7 separate regions of the Homo sapiens genome follow, and all the other regions are linked to region 1. Evidence: chromatin contacts called from ENCODE Hi-C or POLR2A ChIA-PET data. All regions are on one chromosome and are shown on one strand. The core of a region is the stretch at or near the end of the contact, and the rest is flanking DNA. Distances in the headings are between cores, read along the strand shown.

Evidence for each region. Hi-C counts contacts between places; a loop is a spot of excess contacts on that map. ChIA-PET counts read pairs that join two places held with the same protein, here RNA polymerase II (POLR2A). Pooled maps may share reads with other maps.
Region 2: a loop to region 1 is called in a map of naive thymus-derived CD4-positive, alpha-beta T cell, with 4 times the contacts of the local background. The contact joins the enhancer-like site here to the promoter of TXNL1 in region 1. A Hi-C loop is called at or near these places in 1 of 168 maps with a recorded cell type or tissue (naive thymus-derived CD4-positive, alpha-beta T cell), 2 of 37 single-sample maps with no recorded cell type and 6 of 50 pooled maps. POLR2A ChIA-PET finds 5 or more read pairs at or near these places in 2 of 52 experiments (activated T-cell and activated naive CD4-positive, alpha-beta T cell).
Region 3: a loop to region 1 is called in a pooled map, with 3 times the contacts of the local background. The contact joins the enhancer-like site here to the promoter of TXNL1 in region 1. A Hi-C loop is called at or near these places in 2 of 168 maps with a recorded cell type or tissue (chondrocyte and sigmoid colon) and 10 of 50 pooled maps. POLR2A ChIA-PET finds 5 or more read pairs at or near these places in 1 of 52 experiments (BJ).
Region 4: a map of sigmoid colon shows a loop between it and region 1 (2.7-fold over the local background). The contact joins the enhancer-like site here to the promoter of TXNL1 in region 1. A Hi-C loop is called at or near these places in 5 of 168 maps with a recorded cell type or tissue (B cell, ascending aorta, chondrocyte and 2 more), 23 of 37 single-sample maps with no recorded cell type and 15 of 50 pooled maps. POLR2A ChIA-PET finds 5 or more read pairs at or near these places in 2 of 52 experiments (B cell and activated B cell).
Region 5: a pooled map shows a loop between it and region 1 (5-fold over the local background). The contact joins the enhancer-like site here to the promoter of TXNL1 in region 1. A Hi-C loop is called at or near these places in 10 of 37 single-sample maps with no recorded cell type and 5 of 50 pooled maps. POLR2A ChIA-PET finds 5 or more read pairs at or near these places in 3 of 52 experiments (HEK293, WTC11 and activated T-cell).
Region 6: a loop to region 1 is called in a map with no recorded cell type, with 3 times the contacts of the local background. The contact joins the enhancer-like site here to the promoter of TXNL1 in region 1. A Hi-C loop is called at or near these places in 1 of 37 single-sample maps with no recorded cell type and 2 of 50 pooled maps. POLR2A ChIA-PET finds 5 or more read pairs at or near these places in 3 of 52 experiments (Panc1, activated CD4-positive, alpha-beta T cell and activated T-cell).
Region 7: a pooled map shows a loop between it and region 1 (3-fold over the local background). The contact joins the enhancer-like site here to the promoter of TXNL1 in region 1. A Hi-C loop is called at or near these places in 9 of 37 single-sample maps with no recorded cell type and 11 of 50 pooled maps.

The regions. Positions count from the first base shown.
Region 1 is chr18:56,636,804-56,639,894 of GRCh38, forward strand. It overlaps TXNL1 (thioredoxin like 1), which reads right to left and starts at 1,789. Exons shown (of 8, transcript NM_004786.3): 1 at 1,540-1,789. The coding sequence starts at 1,637. RefSeq lists enhancers at 841-1,826, 1,608-1,667, 1,827-2,811 and a silencer at 1,818-2,027.
Region 2 is chr18:57,831,983-57,834,809 of GRCh38, forward strand. No RefSeq gene overlaps it. Among named protein-coding and RNA genes, the nearest start is that of ATP8B1, 30 kb to the left of the region's middle. RefSeq lists a silencer at 795-1,089 and enhancers at 1,467-1,666, 1,707-1,796, 1,837-1,886. Within about 2 kb of position 1,554, at least 6 of the 41 ENCODE cell types and tissues checked have a DNase peak (open chromatin) inside an H3K27ac peak, as active enhancers do.
Region 3 is chr18:55,413,699-55,416,788 of GRCh38, forward strand. All of the region lies in intron 5 of TCF4 (transcription factor 4), which reads right to left. Among named protein-coding and RNA genes, the nearest start is that of TCF4-AS1, 37 kb to the right of the region's middle. Within about 2 kb of position 1,778, at least 5 of the 41 ENCODE cell types and tissues checked have a DNase peak (open chromatin) inside an H3K27ac peak, as active enhancers do.
Region 4 is chr18:55,326,764-55,329,618 of GRCh38, forward strand. The region is part of intron 8 of TCF4 (transcription factor 4); the gene reads right to left. Among named protein-coding and RNA genes, the nearest start is that of TCF4-AS1, 120 kb to the right of the region's middle. Within about 2 kb of position 1,580, at least 3 of the 41 ENCODE cell types and tissues checked have a DNase peak (open chromatin) inside an H3K27ac peak, as active enhancers do; they include B cell, where a contact is called at or near this core.
Region 5 is chr18:55,266,392-55,269,549 of GRCh38, forward strand. All of the region lies in intron 11 of TCF4 (transcription factor 4), which reads right to left. Among named protein-coding and RNA genes, the nearest start is that of LINC01929, 140 kb to the left of the region's middle. RefSeq lists enhancers at 371-480, 1,870-2,099, 2,150-2,199, 2,811-3,158 and a silencer at 2,560-2,609. Within about 2 kb of position 1,905, at least 4 of the 41 ENCODE cell types and tissues checked have a DNase peak (open chromatin) inside an H3K27ac peak, as active enhancers do.
Region 6 is chr18:55,513,705-55,516,906 of GRCh38, forward strand. The region is part of intron 3 of TCF4 (transcription factor 4); the gene reads right to left. Among named protein-coding and RNA genes, the nearest start is that of MIR4529, 36 kb to the left of the region's middle. Within about 2 kb of position 1,712, at least 3 of the 41 ENCODE cell types and tissues checked have a DNase peak (open chromatin) inside an H3K27ac peak, as active enhancers do.
Region 7 is chr18:55,233,155-55,236,190 of GRCh38, forward strand. It overlaps TCF4 (transcription factor 4), which reads right to left. Exons shown (of 20, transcript NM_001083962.2): 16 at 1,394-1,529. Among named protein-coding and RNA genes, the nearest start is that of LINC01929, 110 kb to the left of the region's middle. RefSeq lists an enhancer at 1,504-1,798. Within about 2 kb of position 1,642, at least 14 of the 41 ENCODE cell types and tissues checked have a DNase peak (open chromatin) inside an H3K27ac peak, as active enhancers do.

The sequences.
Region 1 (3,091 bases), core at 539-3,038:
AAGCTTCGACGGGCCAGAATTAGAATAAGTGAACTAAAAGTGAGGTGAGGTTCCTTATTGAAATCCTATCTTCCCTTTTCTACTGTGGCCTAGATACTTAATGTACTACAGGTATTCCCCTATTATTAAGAATACAGACATCACAAAATTGCTAAAAATGAGAAGACACATTTATAGAATTCTAACATTCCTTTTAGGTGTTTTATATATATGACATCACTTATCCTTTTAAATTTAGTAAATGCAAAATTCCGTATATCATATGGGTACTCTAGCCCACCATATGAAATGCAAGGTACTATCCTTTTTCAATTCAGTGTAAGAGAGACTGGTCCAAAAATAAGTCTTAACTTGTTTTCATATCTATCTGCATCCATTCCCTAAAACGATATAATCCTAATGCCACCATTTATATACTCAACATTTAGTGAACCATCTAGTAGAAACTTTGTTTTTTGCTCTGAAATTCAAAATGGAATTTTGTGTTTATACAGTTATTTGGACAAGAAAGTGTGTTACATAAACAGTGATACCAGCAGTAGACTGCTCCAAGTTAGATGTATAAATAACGCCAAGGGGTCAAGGAAAATAAAGCGGAAACCTCTCATACTTCTAACTAAATACTATCGACATACACAAGGAGAGATCTGTGAAACACACACACACGCTGAAATCTTGGTTCTCAACGCCGAGTTCCAACATGTCATTCTTACAAAGGAACTTTACTACACATCCACTATAAAAGGTCCACCTTTTCTACGACCTATAATTTTGTTGATATTTACCAAAGACAGTTAACATTTTTCAAGATCCCTGTCCTCTTAAGTGAAAAAACAGAGCCGGGTCAAACTAAGACATCCGGCCAACTGTCCACCTGAAATATATTATATATGTACTGTCGTGTGTGACCAGTTGCAATCGCATACATAGGGGAGCCTAAGCTACAAGTTAGTGGCCGAACGAGGAAGAAAAAAGTTCAAATAATTTAAAAAGCACCCTAACCCAACGTTAACTTAGTTCGAAATGCATTAGCAGAAATTCAGGACTCAGAGCTACGCATATTAGTTAGATCGCCCCATCTGAATCTTCAAAGGCTTTAGAGAGATGTAGGTGGTGAAGAGAAACAAAGTGTTCGGTAAATTAAGCTTTTGGAGCTCTGGAGATGCAAATGACAGCTGGCTCTGCAGAAAGAAGGGGTCAGGCTCAGGCAAGGGTGGCTGCGGAGACTCCCACAGGCTGGAAGGAATAGGGGCGGGCCACCCCCAAAACCAGTTTGTCAAAGAATTGAAAAGGAGCAGGTGAGAAATCTCCTGAGCTGGAGAAGCCGGCCAGCCAGGCCCCCGAGCCCGTCTAGGAACCCCTGTGCATAAATGGGGGTTCACACCCGAGAAACGAGGCCTAATTCCGGCAGCTCCTGGGGCTGCGGCGACTGCCGGACACTCCGGGGCAGCAGACGGCTAGGAAACCAGGGCCAACAAAGAGTGAAAGGAAAGCAAGGAAGGACAGACGGGGACCCACAGAGCTCGAGCCTGGCCTCACCCTCTCATGGTGAACTTGACCACGGCGAGTCTGGAGCCCGCGCCGCTCAGCTCTGGCTGGAAATCCGGGTCGCTCCCGACGGGCTTCACCCCCACCATCCTCACAGAGAGCCCGGCAGGGTGGCCGCGACGCCACTGGCTTTGAAACTGAAGGAGAAGACGATCTGGGAGAGGAAGGAGAGATGCTCAGGAAGGCCGAGGCCTGGACAGAAGAGGTGGCGACCGCCGAGTCTTCTCCCGGGACTCTCAGTGCCGAGTCACGCCAGGGAGCGGAGCGGCCGAGGGGGCGGGGAGGGATGGGGGAGGGGAGAGGAGGAGGATGGGAAGGCGTGCGGCACCCAGCAGCCACCGCGCGGCAGGGCCCCCGGCGTGACGTCATTTCCGCGTCGTCCGGTTTGGCCTTCAGCGCCCAATCCCAAAACGCGAAGCGTAGTCCCACCCTCGACTGAGTAGCCTCGCGCTAACTTGAGCGGCGCAGGCGCAGAGGAGACGTGTAGAGGTCACGTGCGCAGGCGCAGACTGAGACTCAAAAGTTGGCATATGCATCCGCGTTTCCCAGATCTGAGGCTTTTACGGAGGAGGTTTCTGATTTGTAACAGTAGAGAGGAAACTCGTTTTACCCCGGGGTTCTTAGCTGCTGTCCAGGGCACCCACTGGAAGTACTTTGAAGATGCTCCTGTACTGTATTCGGGGCAGGTCTACATACAAGACAAAATAACGTTTAGGAATATTTATTAACAGACTTAATTACATATGGGGCGCTTTCTGTGCAGTCATTCAGAAAGTATCGTGCACCTGTCTTTAGGTTTTGACCAAAAAGATGAAGACACTATCCCTCCTTTAGGAAGTTCACGGTCTAGTGACCGACGCAAACAATAATTTGAATAGGAAGCGGTGGAGACTAACGAGATGGAAGGGTGGGGCAGGGTAAACTTGCTAGGAATCTGACTCCTGGATTGAATCTTTAAAGAGAAGCAGGGGTTAGATGGATGGTGAGAGGTAATATTCCAGGCAAGGGGACCACCAGGTGCAAATGCATGAGTTGAGAGGGTGGATAAGAAGAATAGCTAATATTTACCACATGATGTACCAGGCAAGACATAAGTTCTTTATATGTGTACTAGTTCATTTAATCCCTGTGAAGTAGGTTCTGTGATTTCAAGTCAAGGCAGGCTAACGCCAGTGTACTCTTTTAAATATTAGGCTAGGTGGCAAATTATCTGTCTTTGGATTTAGCTGGGGAGATGAAATTGGAGGGAAGGCCAAGGTCAGATAATGACTAGCTAAGGAATTTGGATTTTGTCGGGAAGAGAATGGAAAAATCATTTCAGGGCAATTTTGCAATTACAAGTGTGGTGAAACTCCCGTCTCTACCAAAAATACAAAAAAGTAGCCGGGCGTCATGGCGCGCACATGTGGTCCCAGCTACTCGGGAGGCCGAGGTGGGAGGATTCCTTGAGCTGGGGAGGTCAAGGCTGCAGGGAGCCATGATTGCGCCACTGCACTCCAGCCTGGGCAACAGAGCCAGACCCTGTCTCAAAAAAAAAAAAAAA
Region 2 (2,827 bases), core at 304-2,803, 1.2 Mb after region 1:
CCTTATTTGTCCCCTCCCATGTTCTGTTTCTGTCCTGTCAGAGTGCCCTTTTTTCAATCCTCCCCGCGATTGCCTACTTTTAGACTCCTGCCGATGGTTGCATTTTACAGAGCACTGATTGGTGCATTTTACAATCCTCTTGCTCACTACAGAGTGCTGATTGGTGCATTTTTACAGAGCACTGATTGGTGTATTTTACAATCCTCTTACTAGCTACAGAATGCTGATTGGTGCATTTTACAATCCTCTTCTAAGACAGAAAAGTTCTCCAAGTCCCCACTCGACCCAGGAAGTCCAGCTGGCTTCACCTCTCAGAAGGAGTCTCTGAGCAGAAAGGACCAGCTGGTGGAGAACGCACCGAGTTTTATAGTCCAGTTTGAGGAGGTGTTGTCTGATTTACTAGGCCTCACAGATTGGTTCCATCATGTATGACATTTACAAAGCTCTCTGGGAAGGCTTGTCGCCCTACCCTAATCTTCTTATGCAAATGGACTTTCCAGTTGATGGGGGCCATATTATCTGCTTCTTACCGTACACGTGGCTGGCAGAGAAGGCAAGATGGAGCCACCATCTTGAAAAGGTCTAGTCCTTAGTTCCTGCTGGCATTCATCTGTGCAGCAAGCTGCCAGCTTGCTTGTCTATGTCTGCAGCTCAACTTTTATCAGCTGCTCTTTGTTAGAAAATTATTTGGGGCTGCTTTTCATTAAAAGGAAAGCCCTACCAAGGACTCCCATGCCCTTGCTATCTCCCTAAGTAATTCCTTTTTACCTCCTATATCACCACAAGCCAGCTTTCCTGGGAGTCCCCTAGTTTCTCTCCAGGCCCTAGGTCACTTCCTATCACCACTGAATCTGTCAGCATCTTTTTGGTGCACTCAGGCCTCCTGGCTCTCCTCCTCAGTATAGCCTTGAATTAATCACCAACTTATCACATAGTGAACAGATGTAGCCTTTTCCAAATCACTCAGGGTCTTCATTCTGAACCCAAATCACCACTCTGTGCTTTAAAATATCTCTCCCTTGCAGTTTGGTGTGGGTGTAGGACTACATTCTGGCCAATGGAGCTTGAGCAGAAGTGATACATGCAACTTTCAAGTCATGCCCCGTGCCCGTTCTTTTCTTTCTGCAGGAGGGAATACAGATGAATTGGCAGGATCAGGAGCAGCCATGTTGCACCAAGAGAAGATGAAAAAAGCATATGTTGCAGATTGCAAAGTAACTAGGTAAGCATTTGAGTCCCTAAAACTATTCCTGGTATGACTGGTAGCGGCATACTAGCTTGGACTTTTTTGTGTCAGAGAAATAAACCTTCATCTCACTTAAATCAGTATTATTTGGGGCCACTCTCTCTGTAGTAGGAGTGAAACTAGTATCCTAACTAATTTAACTGTCAAAAGAAAAAAAAATATGAGGCGAGAAAATAAGGAATCAAGAAACAAAAGTCAAGTTTTACTCACTTCATAGCTTGGCTCAAAAGCAACTTTAAATATGTGAGAAATGCAACAAATGATAATCATGCATACAGAGAAATTCCTCAAGTGACAAATGCTTTTACTTTCATTTCCTTTCTTGAAAATTGACAGAGTAAGATTCAGATGCATGTACTGACACTCACGTCAGTAACATCGGCTCAGGTTAGACTTTGGTCGTCTTATCCTTCGACTACCTAAGGGACTCATGGCCAGTATATTTTACAACCCCCAGTGCCAGTTACTGAATTCTCACCTGAGAATGAATTCCCTAAGTCTGTAATGTTTCATCATCTTGCAACACAGATAAGCCTGTGTTTAGAGCAGGCTTTTCCATATGAGTCCCTCCTCTTTCACACTGGGGCTGAGTAGAAGGTGATTGACCTGCCTGAGACTTTATCAGTTTGGAGTTCATGTTCCATGTGGTGTTGGAGGGAGCAATGGAGGCTGTGAAATCAGACATCCTGCTTTTTGACAGGGTTGTTTGATGACTCACCCAAGCCATTTTTTATTCTCGGTGCATATTCTAGTTTCCCTTCTCCCGACAGTAGCCTGATGCACCTGTGCTTGCACTGTCCTTAAGCCTGTTGCTATTGTTATGTGGTGTCACTGAGCCCAACACTGCGTGCGTGTGTGTGTGTGTGTGTGTGTGTGTGTGTGTTGAAAGGGGTAGGAAAGTGAGGATGATTTTCAACCATTAAACCCTTAAGGGGCCATCTTCTGAAGCCTGGCATCATCATTTTTGTTCTCAAGAACATTTAAGTCAAAAATAACAAGGTTCCTTTTGCTCATCTTCAAATTATTTTACTTGTTTGATCCAACTGCTAACTAGAAGGTGAATTCTTTCTGCTGTCATTTCATAATTCTAGTGTATTAAAAAGAGATGGGGGCTGGGCACGGTGGCTCATGCCTGTAATCCCAGCACTTTGGGAGGTCAAGGTGGGAGGATCACTTGAGGCCAGGAGTTCAAGACCAGCCTGAGCAACATAGCAAGGCCTCCTACAAAAAATTTTAAAAATTAGCTGGGCATGGTGACACCCACCTGTAGTCCCAGCTGCTTGGGAGGCTGAGGCAGGAGGATTGCTTGAGCCCAGGAGTTTAAGGTTGCAATGAGCTTCAAGTTTTTATACCTTCAATCATACCATTTGTGGCTTAGGAACCCCTAATATATTACATGGAGGGTAATGTAGACACCAAGAAAATGATTGAAAACAATTTATGCCTAAATACATTTGTATTCTTCTTTAGAGAAACCTAGTAGACAAACTAAAAGCTACTAAGCAAATAAATCAAGGTACTGTATTTTACAAAATGACTCAATTTATGCATCATTTAAAGAGTGTGGATCCCTTGGGAACT
Region 3 (3,090 bases), core at 528-3,027, 1.2 Mb before region 1:
AGGGAAGGATGAGAGGGAGGAAAAAGAGAAAAAAGAAAGCAGACAAGGAGTAGCCAGAAGAATGACCTCATCCTATAAAAAGTATGCAAGAAAATAAAATGCATTACATATACTATGTTTACAGACCACAATTTTTAATCCTGAAACTTGCAAAAATTATCATCTGAATAGTGGTGAATGAGGCCTAAAAAACACAATATAGGGAATTTAATATTTGTTGGGTGCTTTCTGTGTAACATGTGCTGGATGCAAGAGAGTCAACAATGCACATTATTCTCAAGGAGGTAAGAGTTTAGATGACTAAATACCAGGAGTAACACAATGCTATCCACCAGTAAGGGATATAATGGGAACCCAGAGAAGCACCAAGAAAGAGCACCCAATACAACCTCATTGAAGACAAGGTGGTAACAGGAGAGACATGTATGTGAGATTTCATGCAAGATGACATTCTAACAGAGGTAATAAGGACTTAATATTTGTTAGAATGCAATTCTTAGTTATTTGACAATGTTAAATCAAAGTAAGTAAAGACTATTAAGTAAAAATTTATATCATTTATCCAAAACAAATTTTAAGGTAACTGGAACCTAAAATTGCAAAGGGGAAAAACTGAAAGAAAAGAAAAGAAAAAAAAAACGTAGATGACATTTCTGCCCTTCCACAGCTCTAAGTTCTTTGATCACTCCACGGTTGGTTTGGAAGTTTTTATGGCTTTTGCTTACAAATTAGAAAAATTTGCAATGTAAGACAAAAGAACTATAAAAATCTAAACTGCCTTCTCTGTACAACAAATACCAAACTGACTCCATCAAGTCATTTAATTTCAGAGATACACAGAAATCACTTATACAAACTAAATTATTATAAAGACTTTGATGGAGCCTTGTCAACAAAAATTGTTGCTATTTTTAAAAGACACACTCATTACACAGAGCCCTGGCCTTCACTACCAGGACCCAAGGATGCTCTCCACCCAGGCAATGGTAGAGAGGCTGACACTCTTCCTCTGTAACTGCCCTTGTATAGTTTAGTCCTGTGTCCTGGGAGTAAAGAGACCATCAGTGATTTGTTCCTTTAACATCTCATACTCTATAAACAGCAACTGCAAAAGCAAAACAAAACAAAAAATATTTTACTCAAACTACCATTCTCAATGTCTGCCAGTGAGCACAGCTTAATTTGGTTTGCAAGGAAACCAAAAATGCTTTTATAAAGTATTATGATGTAAATATACTCATTTTCCTTGGCAAAGCAAGTGAAAACTATCAACCAACCATAACAGGAATTTTTCTACTAGGGATTACCTACCACATCCATTACAGACAAATAATCATATTTCAAAATTTCAATGACTTATCTATCCCCTTTTAAGTTCTATTCCCAACTTAGTCCAACAAGAATACTTCTCAAATACAATCAAGGCAAGGGGAATATGAAAGCAATGAAAATATGGTTAATCGTGATATACAATCAACCACTTAAAAAACTCAAGAGTATTACACACATTGCATGTTATTTGAACTATCAGGACTATCTATTTACCAAAAACACACCCAAAACAAAACCTCACCTTTATTTCCAAATAAAAACAAATTAACGGCCATACTCAGTATTAAGCTACAACTTTATAATCATGGTAAATATCTGATCAGTTGTATAAAAATAAATTGAAACAAAACAAAAAACAAAAAAAACCCAACCTTGAAAAGTAAAAGAAAGAAAGAACCTCACACACCAGTCAGTTCCTATGTGAGCAGCCAGCAGAGGGCGCACATGCCCCAACAAGAGCCGGCTATGGCCAGGCACTCCCCAAACTTATTTAGTACTAAGTCTCACCAAATCTGTATGGGGGAGGAGGGGTACAGTCAGCCGATGAGTGGCATTGATAAAACTAACGTGCTCAATTTAGGATCAGTAAGAAACATACATAAGTACACTTTAGTATTAAATACTGACTTTAACAGATATTTCTTAGCTGCTCGATGGAAAGTTGTTCATTAAAAAGATTTGTACAGAAGTGAGCTTCTGTCAGTTTTCAAGGCCACAGTAGTTTTTATTGCCCTATCTGACCTGTATGAGGACTTATTTGTAATGCAAGGATTTATGGAATTAAATTAAATATTAAATTTCTAACATAATTAACACATATTTTTGTGAGTATATTGAATTACACTTAGCAAAGTCTCTTTTAGTGTATGTATATTTCTGTGTGTCTTATACAAATCTATTAATTAACTTTTGCAACCCTAAAGCAATCAAATATGTAGCATTTAAAGAATAAATTGAGATACATAAGTTCCTTATTTTCCCACTGGTTTGTGCTTGATTGATTACTTGTAAATTGTCTATTCTGTGTCTCTATATCACAATATTTGCTTTGGGGTTTACAGTAGGTTATACCAGAAGAGTACCTCACAGCTATGTATGTACACACACATATAGGTAGGGCACTGTTTATTCTTTTAAAGAAGTTTTCCTACAGATGCAAAAGTCACAAATTGTTCCTACTGTTTTCCAAGCTTGTTGAAACAATAGCACAAATTGAAAAAAAAATTAACTCATAAAAGCACCAAATTAAAATGAACAAAGACTACATTATTTACTTTTACAGATAAAAATTAAATAGTCCATAACACATCCAATCTCTAATTTCAAATAGGTTAGAATGAATGGAAGGTCTGCCCCTAAGTTTCAAGCTAGAAAGCCTGGTAGGATAATTAGCTGCCACTGTCCCTCCACCTAAATGATCATTTCACTTGATCTTAGCCAAAAGGCTAAGAAGCGATTCCTAAATGATCATTTCAACCTCACCTCTCTATTCACGAAACAAAAACAATAAAGCCAAGTAACATTTCCATCATAATATATATATTTTTTAGCATCCTTCATAAACTTGAGAGAACTTAATTTATAGAATCTAAAAACCAGGTGGTCTACGTTACATGTAGGTCACAATAAATAATATGCCTCCTTTGGCCAATATGGCTGCACCATTTTTGCCTAAGTTAAAATGACGATGTTTCATTATTCCTAAGCTCTCAGTTCTGAAATGTTTACACAATCTGTTAAGTCCAGGGAAATTTAAAT
Region 4 (2,855 bases), core at 330-2,829, 1.3 Mb before region 1:
AGGAGTCACTCCTAACAAAAAATTTAATTCATAAGCTAAATTAAGGCTGATGTTTAGTTAGTAGATGCATATATATGGAATGTTATAAAAAATTGTAATAAATGGTGATAGCTTAGACCCAACAAAGGATCCATGTGTCATATTCAACTTAAAACTGCAATGACAAAAATCCCTAATAGGTATGAGTACAACTTCATAAAAGATCTAATTACTAACAGGAGGACGCAGACAGACAGACACACACACACAGAATTTATTCTGATGACAATAACTTGAGACAGCCTTGCAATTTAATAATGAACACCAACAAACCTCTTACGTGTATATTCCCATATTTCTTTGTATTGAAATCTTAAGACTATGAAATAACTGTTTTCTTATTAAGCAATTAAGATTTTTACTTTTTCAATTGGGATCCTAATTATTTTAAATTTTTTTTCAATATACACACGTATCTGGAGAAAATATTTATCTCAGATAAACACACTTATCGGATAAGTAGAAAATATACTTATCTGAAGTAAATCCATATTACACCAAGAAGTCAGATAAAGCACAAATCATCTCAATCTTTTTAGTGGCATGAACTTATTTTCTTGGCATCATTTAGATATTCTCAGGTAAAATACTTTTAACTATTTACATGGTTCAAATATGGACACATTTAGTTTGGAAGATGCTTTTATCACAGAAAAGTATCAAAATATCAGCGTAAACTGTGAAATCTAATTTTATTTGTGTCTTTTTTAGTGACTTCCTATGTTATCTTGAATTGGTTATTTTTATATGGCCTGGGTTCATATGTAGACATTCAAATGGTTTATCACATGATCAAATATTTATTTTCTGAGTGACTGGTCAGATAGCTTGTATTCATATTGATTATAAAGTAATTCACATTGATTACTAAGGTAAGCAATGGGTTGTTTTTTAACTAGATTTTTGATCCATAAGTAAATATTTGACTTCTACCTTTCTGTGGCACTATTTCCCTTTAGAAGAAAGAAGAGACTTCTCATTTTGCTTTATGTGGCATTATAAAAACTCACACAGACATATATGGTTTGGAGAGACAGCAGCATGCAAAATAGATGCAAAAACCAGATTCTCAAATTTCAGTATACAGTGAAATCTGATCAGATTCATTTCCCCACTTTTCCACATATTTTCATGTCTGAGGTAAAGAATTCAATGAGTATGCCATTATCTACATGAACATAACATCTTCTAGGAAATTCAACAAACCAGAGATACAAAATGGCATCACCCTGCAAACAAGGTAAAATGTAGCTAATAGCATTATGTGATATGGCAAAGTGTAATACCAAGTAGCAAGACCAGAATATATAGATTTTTAGGTTTAATTACACTGGAACCTACACATTTGACTCAAAGTGAAATTCACTTCTTCCTTCCTCAATTTTTTGCAAAGTAACTGCAAAAGTCATAAATTTACTACTAAATCTCTCAAATATTAAATGAAATTAGGCAAACATAGTGCAATTGACACATCTGAAGACTAGATGTGATTTTTATTTAAGGAGAAAAGACTTCATTATGCCTCTTATTTTTCCCCAGGCCGTCAATCTTTTTCCCTTGGGATAAGTGGAATGTTCTTAAAAAAAAAAAAATAACAAACCCTTATCCTAACCCAGTGTAATCCATAGCCAGTCTCCAAGTTTGATACAAAAACAAACCATTTCTATTTTGGTACAATGAGGAAGCATCACACTGGACAATGTAAAAACAGAGATGGAGGAAGTTGACTCAGATTGCTGCACTTCCTAGATGAAGCTGGTTAGCGAGCTTACCACAATCACCTGAGTCAAATGAAATTCGAGGACAATTGTTTTTTTCCCTCAAAATGGTACACGTGTAAATGAATTCCCAAAAAGTTAGAGGGGAAATCCTGGTTATGTTTATTTGTCTGGATGAAGGATGATAGTTGAGAAACTTTTAACAAAAAATGGATGGATGAAGCTGACTGGAATCTCAGCACAGGATGTTCTCAATTTTAAAAAATTTGTGAATAAATATCAGGCTTCCCAATGCATTGCTCGATAATCAGAGGGGAAATGTGATTATTACAATGAAAATGGTTTTCATTCTAAATGAACTAATTATCTAGGGTTTATTAACCCTCTTTGGGGGTGAAGATTCTAGCAATTTCCTGAGGTTTCTAACTGTTGATTACCTTTGTTCTTTCACATCATGGAGCAATAGGACAACTTGCTAGGCAGAGAACAAACAATTGTCAAATACTTTAAATGGCCACCTCTGACAAACGGAATGAAAAGAGTAGGTATAAAGGAAAAACAAAACATAAATTTTAAAATGCAAGTGAATGACCATACAGTGAGAGCATCCAACGTACATCCATCACTGAAGTGCCTTTTCAAGTTCGTGTTTAGCAGATCTAAGTTCCCTCAAGGCCAATCGATAGCCTAAAGCTTAAGCAGGTCATTGGTCCATTCCTAATCTAAATATGGTGTTCTTTAACTCAAAATAAACTTGAATTTTAACGACTGAGTTTTCAAAATAAGCACTCTCTTCATTCTGTTAATCAAAAGCACTTATATACCCACCCCACACATAAACACAGACACGACCAGGAAGGAACAGGTGAGACAAGTTTTGCATCATCTTCTATTAAAAGACAACAACTTAGAGTAAATCCCACGAGTAATCTAAAAGACTTTTTTTAAAGAGATAATGTGCAATTTTAAAAAATTCTGGGTTTTCATTAAATAACAGTGAAAGAAATTCATAAACTTTTATTGAGCATAAACAGTACTAAAATAAGAATGATTTGGGAAAAAAATTGATATTGATAAATTTTGGCTTTTAACATTAAC
Region 5 (3,158 bases), core at 655-3,154, 1.4 Mb before region 1:
GATGCTGGTAACTCCCAAAGACCCCTGACAGCTTCTTTCCTTAACTGGGTGCGCCACCAGCTGAACTACTGTGAATCCATGCTGTGTCCCATACATTATATTCCTCTAATTGGAGGGCTAATTAGATGACCTTTTCAATTCAGAAAGGTCTAATATGATCTCCAGAGTTTGCCAGCAAGGCTTGAGAAAAGTAGTGGACTGTATGCAATGAGTAAAATACCTTGTTCTACAATTCTCTTGAAAATCCATGGATGAATGTGTCATGAAAAAAAAAAAATCTCTCATTAATGTAATCCAAGTAAGCTTTATCCTTCTTATGGATTTCTCAAAAAATGATATTGGGTATTATAGGGCAAAAGAAAACAAAACAAGAAACACCTGGTCACTCCCCCAAGCCAAACAAACAGCAAACCTCAGTGGGCATCTTCCACCTTTGAGATGCAGAGAACAGAAGAAGAAAGGGAATGTGGTTACAGAGAGGTTCCCTTCCGAGAGTTCTAGAGCTTGTATCTCACCCCACATGCACTGCGTTGTTCTAGTGTCAGTTCAGGACAACTGCTGACCACCAGAAAGACATATTATAACATGACACTGAGACGAAGGGCAGCAGCCCTCTTCTGAACTGAAAAAGCAGCTTCCTAAGACATCAACACCATGTATGAAAAGACTGCACTGTCTTGCAACTTTTTACCAGGAAAACGTGAAAAATGTGATGTCCATGTGTTAGTGCTCGAACCCCATTCTTAAGGCATTAGTATTGCTTACAGTCATTTTCTACAGAATCGTGTGTAATCTCAAACATGTGTCAGGCTATGTGTTCCCTATTTGCCAATTATTTAATTAGCTCTGTTTGTTCTTTGAGATACAGGCAACGTAATATTTCTTTACTTCCTGCGTTTCAGAATGAGTGAGTATATGCCAAATATTTTCAAAAGTCTGCAGATGTATCCTATTAATCCATACTGTTTGTTAGGGTAGTATCACTAACATCAGAAGAGAAAGCTTCTCTTCTTGTTATACAGACACGCTGCCATCACTGACTTCTACCACACTCAAAAAATCAAACCAAAGCCTAAGAGAACTTAAGTGTGAAAAAACATGGGCCACTCAGACATCACGCAATACTAAGGCTTATTATGCTTAAATTTTCCTCTGCATTTTCACGTACGCAATTGGTGAACATATTATTTTAAAGAAAAACATTCTAGAATGTTCTCCCTTAAAGTAACCTTAAAGTAATATCTGTATCTATGCATAATAATAAAGGTTTGCTCCTCCAAAATGCTGAATTACCATGTCTACCTATTTCCTTAAAGATTATGCATCTTTTTCTCATTCCGCTAGTGGATTTTGACAAGTGCATCCATTATTGTAAAATAATGTATGAAATAAATTTCTAAAAAGCCCTTTTCTGGGTTCTAAAAATCTCATACTTTTGTTTTTAAATTATAGCTCCTTTATTATTGTCAAGACCCTTAAATAAGGCCCTATGGTTTTTAACAAGTTAAGTCTATTCTCAGCATATAGAAGTCACCTATTGCTCCACTCTGGCTAGACCAACAAGTAGATTCTCCTGTTCATCCACAAACTAATGAAGATGACCAGCTAAAACCAAGCAAAACTCATTCCCACTGAGAGCTGTGGCTAAGCTGTCTACAGCTCATGGAGATAACCACCCTATTTCCTGATATGTCCCTTCCAAGTCATAGTGCCTCTCTCTCAAGAGGACTGTTTTGCAAATCAATCAGAAAAAGTTTTTTTTCAAACAGAGCCTAAGTATGTTTTCCTCAACTCAAGGTTCTGCTCCACCTTCATACCTTCCTAAAAAAGAAAATTACTCAAACCACAAGTAGACAGGAAATCTGTCTTGTAAAAGGATGAATGACCGGTCATCCTTCTTTATAACCAGACCTCATGACTGCAGAAAGGGGCTTTCCATTTGTCAAACCACACTGAAGTGAAATATGCTTTTCTCACTCTTTCAGTTCTGCACTGCTTTCTTTCTTCTTGTTTTTCAAATCTGCCAAAACTGCATTGATAGCTAACAAACTTCCCCATGTGACCTCTGTCTGTAGCTCTCCAAGGTCAAACTGATGCAACATATTTGTAGAAGCTTGGTTAGGAAAAGTTAAAAAAAATGGAAACTCTCTCCTCAATTTGCTTCTTAGACAGGATAGCGGAGTGGAGAGGCTGCGAGATAGCTCATCTCAAGTGTGAGATATATTATTGAATACGCAGGGAGGGCATTATTGAGGCAGAAATTATATTTCCAACATTTCAAAACACATCTCTCCTCCAACATCAAAAACTTTCCTACATAAGTGATTCACGCCACTTCCCCAAATTCTACACACTCTCTAAAGAAAACAAGTGCAAAGAGCTAAGAGGACTCAACAGCAGCATTATTCTGTTGCGCCATCTTCTCTCAAAGACATACACTGAGTATTCTCCCCACCGACGCTCTGACAGTGACATTCAGGCCAAGCAAGGAGTTAGTTTGAGCTATAACCGCAGAAAGTGACTACCTGAGAAGTCTGAGGTTTTAATAAGACCCTGGGGCACTAAGCTGTGCTGCTCATCTGAACAACAAGGTGTCAAAGCTGGTTCAGAAGCAGGTAGCTATCTCCCCACCAACTCCACCTCTTCCCTCCAGGGGCAGCTGGACATCCAGCCCAGTTCATTCCTCAAAGTGGGAATACTGACTGGGGAACCACCTATGGAAAAGACTACAGTGAACATCACAAGAAATGAGAGGATGATGGCTCAGTTCATGGGAACAGCATTCTTCTTGGACCTTAACTCATTAGTAAATGTCCTTGGTAAAAATTAATTAATTAATTAATTTAAAAAAGCAGCAAATAATTTCTGGCCAACTGATGCCCACGCATCTCCTCTCTCATAAGTGAACAAATACTTCTTCCCCTCTGAGGGACTCCACAGTGTCACATTCTCCAGGAGATTAACCTCATGTAGTTATTAGCAGTCACCTGAGAATTTCACATTAACCAGTCCTCGGAAGACAGTGGCACATCATGGATAAGAGCCTAGCACAATGACTGGAATTTTGGGAAGTGGTCAATAACTACCATTAAGAGCTATTCTGCTTTGTAGCTCACTAGTCACTGATGGCTCATCTTATGACTTTGTTCACTCTTTTT
Region 6 (3,202 bases), core at 462-2,961, 1.1 Mb before region 1:
CTCATATTTAAAAAAAAGCTGCTTATTCCTGAAGTAATTTTTCAGAACATATATAATTTGTTTTATAATTTTAAAGCTGATCCCCAATGTTTGATAATTCTCTATCTCTTCTTTCTCTGTGTTACAATCCCAAAATCTTTTAGTTCTCTTTGAAAATACATATGCATTAAAGTTTGAGGCCAGACAGCCAGCATATACTGGTAGTCTCTGTTAAGGCTAATTGAGTTATCATAAACATGCAAATCCCTTTGTATAGAGAAGCCTGGCTTTTCTTTGCCATCTAAGATGAAACTATAATCTATAAAGATAAGCAAAATCTATGTTCTTGATTTGCTTTGCATGTAAATTCTTTCACATAGATAAGCTCTTGACATGTATTCCTCTTCTGAAAGATCAAAGATCATTCTTCAAAAGCCAGGTTTCTCTCCTATCTTCCATCTCTTCTCAGATTTCTACTGTATCTTTTCCCCATGGCTAATGTTCTCTGAAGAGAACCAAATTAATGAACACTGACATTCTTCATACCTATTTTAATGGCATCCTGTGGTGACAATGCAATAACAGGACTATTGTGGCATCGAGCAACATGGTCTCCAAGTTTACTTCCTGACAGTGACTCAATCACTGAGCATGTGTTTGAAATATTATGCATTCATGCATGCACATGCACATCCATGAGCATACACACACATCTATCCATGCACACACACACACACACACACACACACACACACACACACACCCCAATCATACCTACCACCATGCTGGTCAGTACCCACAGCCAAGGAAAAGTAAAGGCCTAAAAACTAATCTAGAAGATGTAAACGTGGTAACAGTTAATTCAAATAAATCATTAAATATAAAAATTTAAAGAAATACACAGCTGCTGATTATCTCAATTCTTAAACTTTGTTCTTACAGGTTCATCACAATTAAAGCCTCTTCCAAGGTGAACTCTGCTCAGGGCAGCCGCAGCATTTGATTTTTTTTGGACAGAAGCTTTTGGTAAGTAAAAAGCAACCAATAAACTGAGGAAAAACATATGATTTAATAAAAGGAGCACACGTAAAAATATATGGATGCACAAAGCAATTGATGTATATTATTTACTCTTTTTTTACAATATTTATAGAATAGTACAATTTTTATATAATGCATACATCATCTGATTATGAATAATACATGTGTAATATATGGTTTATTACTATTAAAATTATTACCATATAATGGTAATTGAATTTGTGCCAGGCATAATGCTAAGCAATTAATAAACATGCTCATTTGATCCTGCCCCACTCTATAAAGACCTATAATATTACTTTCTTAAGGATGAAAATAACTTCAGCAAGATTAGGAAATTTGCCTAATTTCAGAGGAAAACACATAAACGTAAAGCCATAAGACAGTTACCTGTTCTTGTTCAGCCCTGTATCCCAACACTTAATGTAAAGATGGAGAAACAAAGTTAAAAGACCTAAGAAAGTCAGGCAAGTAGATGAGAGAGAAAAAAGTCAGAGAATCCAAGGTAGGAAAACAACCCAGAGTATAAAACTCACGGAAAAAAATGGCCTCACCAAGTTAAGTATGGTCACACTCATTTGTTCATTCATCAGGCATGTACTGAGTGTTGACTATGTTCTGGTCACTGAACTACGTGCAGACACATGGCTGGGGTGCAAGTTCTGAAGACATGATCCTGACCACTCCAAAAACTACAGTTCCGTCAGGAAGACTAAGCATCTCAGCAGCTGTGATTGCTGGCATATGCCCCAGCATACAAGAGGACAAGCTGGAGGGACAATCAGATCAGTCTTCTGTGTTAAGAAAAACTCCCATGAAGAGGTAGACATGAGCTGAGTTTTGAAAGAGAGTAGGAGGTATAGAAGAAGGCTGTGTTCCAAAGTCCAACGCTTCAAAGAGGTAAAGCAGTAGAAAGGTCAAAGCCAATCACACATGCTACTGATGACGTTTTGAGGTGGAATCTTCAGAGAGTGTTGTGGAAAGAAGCCAGATCATGGCACATTATATACAGAATGTCGTGTGAGAAAACTTGGCTTGAAAAGGACAGAACAAAATGAAGAGAAAAGTTAGTCTCAAAATTTGGAGGGGGGTGGGCGTATTTAAATTCATCTTTAAATTTAAAAATCCATCTTTAATTTTAAGATAGGAGAAATGAGCATATTAAAATGCTGAAGAGTCAGGAGAGAAGAGGAGGTTGGTGATTCCGGAGAAAGACTCCTGGTGAACATGCCCTTAGATGTAAGAGGATGAAGGTAACAGCTATTGAGACTAGCAAATATAGACTTGATTAAAAAGTCAGATTGGGTTTAAAAGAAGTTTCCAGAAAATGGTGGTGGTGGTGTGTATGTGATAAAAGACAAATTCCAAAGGTGTGTGTAACAGCGATCATTCAGTGATGACTTACGGAGACAGGGCTGTAGATGGAAAAGATGACTGGACGTGAGTTTGGAAGTCTTGTTTGTTTATTTTCTAACTGTTACCTTGAACAAGTCATTTAACCTCAACCTCAGTATCCCTGACTCTTAAACAGGGATGACAGTTCACTTAACTTTTTCTATGACATATCTGAAAGCACAGAAATTGGTTCATGGAAAATGCTCACTAAATCTTAGTTTGGTCTTATCTAAATCTAAAATAATATACTGTCTGGTTTTTTGGGTTTTTTTTTAAAGGTTTATAAGCAAAATGAAGGGAAAGCTACAGCTTCCCATTAGGTGAACCCAACCAGAAGACTGAGAGAACGAGAGAAAGGCAGTCTGATTATGCAACTGTAGAAGGTTAGCCTCTTGAGACACAGAGCAGGATGGAGAGTGATCCGGAGGCCTGGATGGAGAAAAACTAAGTAGGAAACACGATGGTGAGCATTAGAAGAGGAAATGACTGTAATCTTCAAGAGTGTGGTCAGGGAAGGCTTTCTGATATGACATTTGAGTGAAGAGAGAGATGAAGGACCCAACTATGGAGAACCTGAGTCAAGTGTTCCTAACAGAAAGGATAACAAATGTGAAGACCCTGAGGTGGGAGCTTGCATGGTGCATTTGCAGAACACTAAGAAAGAGTGTGGCTGGTGTAGAGTGGGAGAGAAAGCAAATGATATCACAGAGGTACCAGGGAAGCCACATACCATTTTAAGGTCTTTGGCTTTAACTAAATAAGGTGTAAGGTCAATGAAGTGTTCTGA
Region 7 (3,036 bases), core at 392-2,891, 1.4 Mb before region 1:
ATCAGCATTTTAAAATGGTACATATGGAAGGCAGTTTGCTACTCATTTTAGAAATTTCTAGCTTTATCATTGCTCAACTTTCCAAGTCACACTGCATTTTAAAACACGACCCTAATGTAGTAATTTTTTTAAAGGTAGAAGCATATCTGTCAAGTATTCCTCTTTATTTGTAATCTGTGTATTCTAGAACCTTGCCACTCAAACTTTGGTCCATGCGGCCTCATCATCTGTGAGCCCATTAGAAATGGACAATCCCAGACCTACAGAAGTGGAATCTGCATTTTAACAAGATGCTCAGGTTGTGCTTATGTGCAGTTTGAGAAGCACAGGTTTAGGACAAAGAGGGCAAAATCCAAAGCCTCCTGATAAGAAAGGTCCTGGCCAGTTGTGGTGGTTCACACCTGTAATCCCAGCACTTCGGGAGGCTGAGGCGGGTGCATCACTTGAGGTCAGGAATTCAAGACCAGCCTGGCTAATGTGGTGAAACCCTGTCTCTACTAAAAATACGAAAAATAGCCAGGCATGGTGATGCATGTCTGTAATCCTAGCTACCCCCTGGGAGGCTGAGGCAGGAGAATCGCTTGAACCTGGGAGGTGGAGGTTGCAGTGAGCTGAGATCGCACCACTGTACTCCAGCCTGGGCGACAGAGTGAGGCTCTGTCAAAAAAAAAAAAAAAAAAAGTCCATAAAATGATTATTATTCATAAAAAATGGGCAGACATACCCATACATATAATTGACACTCAGATCTGTACAATGTTGAACAGCTGAAAAAATGCCCACATGTATTCCTGTGGCAATGTTATCATTTTTATATTAAATGTGAAGGGACTGAGAAGATGTTATCTAAGCGACTCCTAGTCAGCTGGCCAGCAATAGCCCAACTTCCTGGGGTCATGAAAAGCCGCTCGTAATCACCGGTATGAGGCAATCATTAGAGGGCTAGATGACTCAAGAGCGAAAATCATGCAACCAAGCTCCATTTTTTAAATGCACCTATATTTCCTTCCATCTTAAACAACAAAAACAATTTCCTTCCTTCCTATTCATTTGGAAATATCATTTTCAGGCCACAACTAACCACATTAGAGGACCTGAATGAGAAAAATGTGGAAATAGCTAAAATAAAATTTCCTCTCATCAGTCTGTGGCCTCATTCCCTGCTGATATAGGACCAGGATTTCAGAGGATGTTTGAGGAAAACAGTCCCTGGAGAAACACAATTAGCGGGCGAAGTTCTAAATACTTTGCCATTTCCTTACCATTTTTGTGCCCAATTTGATTCCTGGGTTTCTGCCAGTGCTTCTTGAGGGATGAACACCAAGAGGCTGGGTATCAACACTGGTCCTATTGTGAAAGTGAGGTCAGAAGTGCCCTGGTGAGGCCAACCTACCTCTGTAAGGGTCCTGGGGTGGGTTCAGGTCAGGGGAAGTCGCAGACTGGACAGGAAGCTGTGGAACCGGAACCTGGTTTGGCAGAAGAGAATGGCTGCCTCTCAGGGCCACGCCATCTTCACGATGGGTCCCCACCTGAAAGGGCGAGAGGAACCAGAGAGGTGAGCAGGAACCGGAGGTGCGACAGCTATTTCCAGAGGCCAAGAGGACCTGATGAAGGCTGGCTTTTCAAAAACCATACTCCCAAACGCGTTTCACTAGAGGGCGCTGAAGGACCGCACATGCACCTATAGTTCCCGGCGAAAACACTTAACACTCAGTAAGATGCCGTGCTGTACATTCAGTGACAAATATGGCAGAGTAGCTCAGGCAGGTAAAACGTCAAATTGCCTCCCAGGGTGCTGCAGTGGAGCGCACTGATTCGTACCCATCTGTCTTCTATCATGTCCGCCAACAGATCTGACAATTATCTTAATGCCCATATGCTTAATTGTGAGCTTCTCAATTCCCCCATTGCTATCGGAAATCCTACAGGAATTTCAATTTGGCATTCGACTTTCATTTCAGGGGATAAGATTCTCAGGCCTGCCATTTTTTTTTTTCCATAATGCCAGCTAAGCCTCTGACAGCGGAAGCTACAGCAGTATGGGACACAGCCTCTGCTTGGTACAAATATAATAAAATGTCACCTGGCTTTCCAAAACTGGCAGCCCATTCCAAATTAATGTTTACTGTATTTCATCAGCTGCTGAGTTCCAAATCCAAAGGGGGATGGTTTCTGCCAATGCCACCACACCGGAAAATGTACCAATAAAGGTTTTATTAAACACACCAGTAATGCCATCATTGCCATGCAAGGAAGGATGTTTGGACATTTTTCCATTTTTTTCCTCACTATTCTGACCCTAGAAAGACACCATATTGTAAATACTCTTTATGCTTCCAAGAATAAAATTATAGAGTACAGCATGATTACTTCATTAAAAAAATACTGCTGAGCTTTTTATTAACTACTACTATCGACTCTGGGGTCCAGAGACATTGAACTTGTGGCACTGAGACAGCAACTGCCTACTTCATAGCACATGCCTTCAAGCGAAAACATGAAGCATTTGTCAACTAAGAGGACAATCAGTAGTTCACATTTTCTTTTCTATTTCCAAGTATTTTCTTAGCCTATGGTTAAGTGAGCATTTACACAGGACGGTGGGTCTAAAACACAAAAAATTAACCATACATTTATACTGCTATGAATCAGGTTTATTTTTTTTTCCAGTCAAAAATATGAAACCAGAAAGGAGAATCATCACTCTTGTGTTACCAATATATTTTAAAAGGGTATTTCCAAAGAATGCATCAACAATAAGTATCTGAACCAACAACAAATTCACAGGACCTAATAAGCACATGCTATTTAAAGGCAGCCATGTATTAAGTATCACCTATAATATTTTGCTTTTTACTGAAAATATATTTAAGTAATTGATCCTGAAGTATGCCATTTTTATATTCATGTGTGCATGTGTGTGTGTGTGTGTGTGTGTGTATGCACTCCAACTTTTTTTTAAATTTTGGGTGGAGATGATCACATAAATCATATTAATTGTTTGGATTCAAAATACAGCAAGAATAAGACAACACT